Linked DNA regions of Homo sapiens: region 2 is linked to region 1. A link is an interaction called in ENCODE POLR2A ChIA-PET data of the cell type or tissue named here. Cell type or tissue: Panc1. All regions are shown on one strand. Each heading gives the region's core, and the rest is flanking DNA. Links, peaks and the distances in the headings are about the cores only.

Region 1 (2,930 bases), core at 201-2,700:
GGAGGCCAAGGCAGGCTGATCACTTGAGGTCGGGAGTTCAAGATCAGCCTGGCCAACATGGCGAAACCCCGTCTCTACTAAAAATACAAAAATTAGCTGGGCATGGTGGCACGCAGCTGTAACCCCAGCTACTCGGGAGGCTGAGGCAGGAGAAGTGTTTGAACCCGGGAGGTGGAGGTTACAGTGAGCTGAGATTTCACCACTGCACTCCAGCCTGGGTGACAAAGCGAGACTTAATCGAAAAAAGAAAAGGAAAAAAAAAAAAGGCATCTAGCCACCATATCCCAGTGATTCAAATTCCTGATAATTCTTTGCTTTATTAATCATCGTTCTTCATTTTGGAATTTGACTTTTTTGCTATCTGTTAATAGAAAAATACACACACACACATATAAGTAAACACAGTATATTCATTGTTGACCAAGTGTCCAAGTTATCAATATGATATTTTCAAAAACCAGGCACAGTTTCATTAGGCACCTGTAACATTATGTCATAGTCACATACAGCTGTTCTACATAATATCGATCCAAAAGATATTGTCATGATTTCATGATTAGACTACACAGTGGACAGGGACTTAAAAATATAGGAGTTTTGTTCACCAGAATGTATTTCATCAGACTAATGGTTGAACTGATTTGTTGCTTATGACCTGGCCACTTTGTAGCTTTCAGACCTGCCTTTCTGTAGCAGTTGATAGTATGGATTATCTGATCTTCCTTCCCTTCTGGGACAGGCTTTTCTCTTTTCTAATTCATTTTCTTAATCTCCTACCTCCATTCTCAATCATGCAGATGCTAGTTTCTCCCCCATATTTGAGCCTGAGCATTTTTTCAAGTTTCCTTGGTGTTTTACATTTCAGTGACCATCAGTAGGTTGATAACTCAAATCTGCAACTTTAGCCCCAGGCTTTCTTTGAGGTTCTAGCTTTCTATTTCCAGCTCTCTGATTACATCTGTCTCAATATTCAGCATGTGGTAGGGATTTTGCAAAACTATGGGATTATCTTGGTGACTTTCCTAGCTGAAGCAGAGAGAACTAATGAAATAGCCAAGAAGGTTCTTGACATTGTTACTTATGCATATAAGCATATATATACACACATATGTACACATATATTTATTTGCTTTAGCAGATACTTTAAAGTAGAATTCAATGATTAGAGAAAAAATTATGATTTTAATATTATTTGAGACGTTCTTAATCTATACTTGAAGTAGTAAGTAGATTATGATAAGCAAGTTGGACTGTGGGCGTGGTCCTTGTTCATTTTCTCATTCCGTTTTTGTCCCCATTTTTCCTCTCCTTTTTCATTACCTTGTAAGAGAAAATAGCTCAGGAAACGGGTTTACAATCAGTAGTCTGGGAACTTCCGGGATTCTTTACCAGCATCCCCCTGGATGTTGCAGTCCCTGACGCAAGCAGCATTGTTTTAGGGTAGGAGTTTTTATAATGGCTGTGAGGTCGAGTGCCTAAGGTTGATAAATGGCAGTTGTTATCCTTTGCAGAAACTCAGTTGGAATCCTTTCTGTCAACTTGTATGTTCATCTGTAAATTAAGAAACATGTTCCCATTCCCTCCCTCTCCTACCTCAACAGTTATGGACAGACTGCTTAGGAACTCCTATTTCTGAAGATTTCGTGGTCTTTTGTAAAGTCAGTTTGTTCTCTAGAGCAGTGTCATCTTGTCCCAGAACCCCCTTTACTTACTACCACTACTTCTTTGTAAGTTAACATGCTATCACTGATTAGGAAAGGTTTTAGATTCTTAGTCTTTTTCTATGGATCAATTTTGGTTTAAATAGGTGTCGAAGGGAATTGTAAGTCAGCTTGTATTTTGGAGGTTTTGTTTCTACCTCCATGCCAAATGAAATGTAGTCATTGAAGTATCATTGTATTATGTTTATTTCTGTCTTTACTAATAGGCTTTTTTAAAACCCTAGTTTTACTGATGTTCTTAATAAAGTACGGTTCCTATTACTAAATAATCTTTACATAAAATGCCATAGGTTGAAATAATTTAAAAGACAGAAATCAAAATGTAGGATGATATTTGAGAAGACTTAGATTAGCATTTATATATAGCATCAAACGCTTATCAAGAAGCTTCCGGCAGTATTCATTTAAAAGAGAGAGAACCAGGAGGAAATGCTGTAGTTCTTTCAGCTTATAGGACCCCCCCAGAAAAACAAAACAGGAAAGTGCCCTTTGTTTTCTACTTTTGGAAGGTATTTTTTGTAACCGATAATTACTTTAATGTTAATTTTTTTCTAGATAATCTGTTATTAAATCTAAACCTAATAATTGAGGATCACGATGACATAGATCAATAGTGCAGTAATCAACACCCAGATATTTTGGGAAGTAGTGTGAAGTGATGGGAAGGAAGGAACTTTCCCTTCTAGGAAAACAGTGAGAATAATATTTTAATGGCAAAATATTTCTTTTTGTCTTGATTTTTAAAAATCTATAAAATGGAAAGTATATCTCTTCATAGAGATTTCTTTTTTTCAAGATTAAACGAGATAATACATGTGGAAATAATGCATAGCATTTGGTAAGCCCTTTATAAATTTAGCAATTGCTCTTATTATTGGGATTTTTAAAAAGAAAAGCTATATTCTAGGACAGCTGATGGTAAATGCACTGGCAGTTTAAGATTTAACAAAGTAGTTAAGATACTTAAACATGGTGTTCAACTTCTTATTCCTCCAGCTTATTGATTCTTGCTATTGGAAAGTTACCATAAGATTTAAATCTCTTATTCTGGTTCAGTAGGATGAATAAATTTAGTAACAAAATCTTACAAGTAAAGTAACTACATCTATCCTTATTTTTTCTTTGTTTCAGGTTTCCCCTCAAAAAACCTATAAGGTAAGTTTGCTCAATTACACTTCATACTCAAGTTTAGGTTATATTTTAATTATA
Region 2 (2,930 bases), core at 157-2,656, 56 kb after region 1:
GGCTTCCAGTCTAAAGTCATTGCCTAAGGTGAAAAACATGAATAGTCAAATTCACCGTTGAAAATTTTCTATCAATTATAGTATATATATCTCTTTAAATATATATATCCAATATAATAATATACGTATAAATGTGTTTTGTAAATAGTAGTGTATGGTATATAATCACATGGTTCGGTAATTTTTAGGAATTGTTTTTATTTTTTTGAGATGGAGTCTCGCTCTGTTGCCCAAGCTGGAGTGCAGTGGTGCAGTCTTGGCTCACTGCAACCTCTGCCCCCTGGGTTCAAGGGATCCTCCCACCTCAGCCACCTGAGTAACTGGGATTACAGGCGTGCGCCACCACACCCAGCTAATTTTTGTATTTTTCGTAGAGATGGGTTTCACCATGTTGGCCAGGCTGGTCTCAAATTCCTGACCTCAAGTGATCCACCCGCCTGCCTTGGCCTCCAAAGTGCTGGGATTATAGGCATGAGCCACTGCCCCGGCCTCAGGAATTATTTTATTGTTTTGTTGCTTGGAACACTTGAATAAGTATATAAAAATTCTACCTTGTTGACATTTTATTGGTTGAAGTCATCTTGGACTTTTGTGGACAGTAATATGATGTTCCTCTCATTTATAGGTCACTATTTCTCTATGACCCTTAATTTTTTTATCTTTCTTTTTCATGTCATCACTAACTATCAACATCTGCTAACTAAATTGATGCCTTTTATTCCTTTGTGGATAATCTTGGGTTTCACAGGCATGCATTGACAAGTTCAGGCTTGATTACATCCATTGCCTGCACACTTAACACATTTTGAGAGGATCAGTGAACAGAATTACTTGTACTGTTTAAATTCAAGTTCTTTTTGAGCATGATTATAGATGGAGTCTTGAGGTTCAATGAATATTTGATGCAACCACCGTGTATGTAATGTGCTAGTTTCCAAAAATGTTTTTTGTTTAGCACCTGTTTTTCAGATAGAGCTTATAATATCCAGATGTGTAAGCACTATGTCCAGATTTATATTTAAGGAGATAAGAAGCAGCTGTACTACTGTGAAAATCGTCTTTATAAAAAAAAAAAATTAGCTACTCTGTACTACCAGTAATTCTGTCTACACTGAATGTGTTACTAACGTTTTTCTATCTTTTTATCTTTAGTTGGATTGAATGAACAAATGAAGGCTGTTCGAAAGAGAAATGAGACCTCTGTTATCGATCAGATTGGGGAAGATTTGCTGACATGGGTAAGGAAATTTTCTGTTTCTTTTTAATATTTTTATGGACACTTGATGGTTAGATTCAAGTTGAGTAACTAACCTTTCCAAATATGCAAACTCATCCATGTTGCAAAGTTAATGCAAAGCTGAGAAAGGTCAAGCAGTAGATTCCATTTCAAGAAACCACCTGTTTTGCTCATCTGTAAGAAGCAGACCCTTATCCATTAAAAGTCATACCATGAGATTGCAGTGATTCAGTCACACCTTCAGGCTCCACTGTAATCCTAGTTTTTTTGCAGTTACCTCTTCCACTGAAGTCTTGAACCCCTCGAAGTCACCTATGAGGGTTGGAATCAACTTCCAAACTCCTGTTAATATTGATATTTTGACCTCCTCCTGTGAATTATGAATGTTCTTAATGGCATCTAGAATAATGAATCCTTTTCAGAAGGTATTCAGTTTGCTTTGCCCAGACCAATCAGAGGAATCACCTTATGAAATATATTTCTTAAATAATAAGACTTGAAAGTGAAAATTACTCCTTGGTCCATGAGCTGCAGAATGGATATTGTGTTAGCAGGCCTGCAAACAACATTGATCTCCTTGTACATCTCCATCAGAAGTCTTTAAGTGACCATGTGCATTGTCAATGGGCAGTAATATTTTAAAAGTAACTTTTTTTTTTTCTGAGCAGTAGGTCTTAACAGACATGCTGTCATCTAGGCTTTGTTGTTTCATTTATAGAGCACAGACAGAGTAGATTTAGCATTATTCTTAAGGGTCCCAGGAATTTCAGAATGGTAAACAATCATTGGCTTCAACTTAAAGTCATTGGCCCCTAACAAGAGAGCTGGCCTTTCTTTTGACATGCTGAAGTCAGACATTGATTTCTCCTCTCTAGCTATGAAAGTTCTAGATGGCATCTTCTTCCAATAGAAGGCTATTTCATCTACATTGAATATCTGTTGTTCAGTGTAGCCACTGTAATCAATTATCTCAGGTACGTCTTCTGGATAACTTACTATAGCTTCTACTGCTATATCAGCACTTGCTGCATCACTTTGTACTTTTATTTTTATGGAGATGACTTCTTTTCTTAAATCTCATCAGTTTACCCCTGCTACCTTCAAACTCTTCGTCTGCAGCTTCCTTACCTCTCAGCCTTCATAGAATTGAAGAGAATTAGGGGCTTGCTTTGTATTAGGCTTTGGCTTAAGGGAATATTGTGGCTGATTTCATCTTCTTTATACAGACTAATAGGCTGTTTCACTTTCCTCTTGTTCATTTGTTCATTGGAGTAGCACTTTTATTTCCTTCAAGAATTTTTTCTTTGTGTTCACAAGTTGGCCATTTGGCGTAAGAGCCAAATCTCAGCTTTTGACATGCCTTCCTTACTAAACTTAATCATTTCTAGCTTTTAATTTCAAGTGAGAGATATGTGACTCCTCACTTGAACCCCTAAAGACCATTGCAGCATTGTTAATTGGCCCAAATTCAATATTGTTGTGTCTCAGAATAAGGAGGCCCAAGGAAAGGGAAGAGAGTTGGGGGAATGGTCAGTTGGTGGGGCGGTCAGAACACACACAACATTTTTCCATTAGGTTTGCCACCATATGTGGGTGCAGTTCATGGTGCCCCAAAGCAATAAATAGTAACATCAAAGATCACTGATGACAGATCACCGTAACAGAGTAAAATGAAACAGCTTAAACTATTATG

The links. Peaks named below come from ENCODE experiments on the same cell type or tissue, not always from the same donor. Only the 100,000 strongest peaks of a DNase experiment are listed, where the experiment ranks them.
Region 2: POLR2A ChIA-PET joins it to region 1 with 11 read pairs; 4 of 35 experiments call an interaction of 5 or more read pairs at or near these places.

Annotation. Positions count from the first base shown.
Region 1 is chr11:120,403,266-120,406,195 of GRCh38, forward strand. ARHGEF12 (Rho guanine nucleotide exchange factor 12) reads left to right here. Exons shown (of 41, transcript NM_015313.3): 2 at 2,853-2,876. Among named protein-coding and RNA genes, the nearest start is that of ARHGEF12, 68 kb to the left of the region's middle. In Panc1, for the core only: no CTCF peak of the experiment used is centred there; no DNase peak of the experiment used is centred there; H3K27ac peaks cover 2,500 bases.
Region 2 is chr11:120,459,520-120,462,449 of GRCh38, forward strand. ARHGEF12 (Rho guanine nucleotide exchange factor 12) reads left to right here. Exons shown (of 41, transcript NM_015313.3): 27 at 1,153-1,238. Among named protein-coding and RNA genes, the nearest start is that of GRIK4, 51 kb to the right of the region's middle. In Panc1, for the core only: no CTCF peak of the experiment used is centred there; no DNase peak of the experiment used is centred there.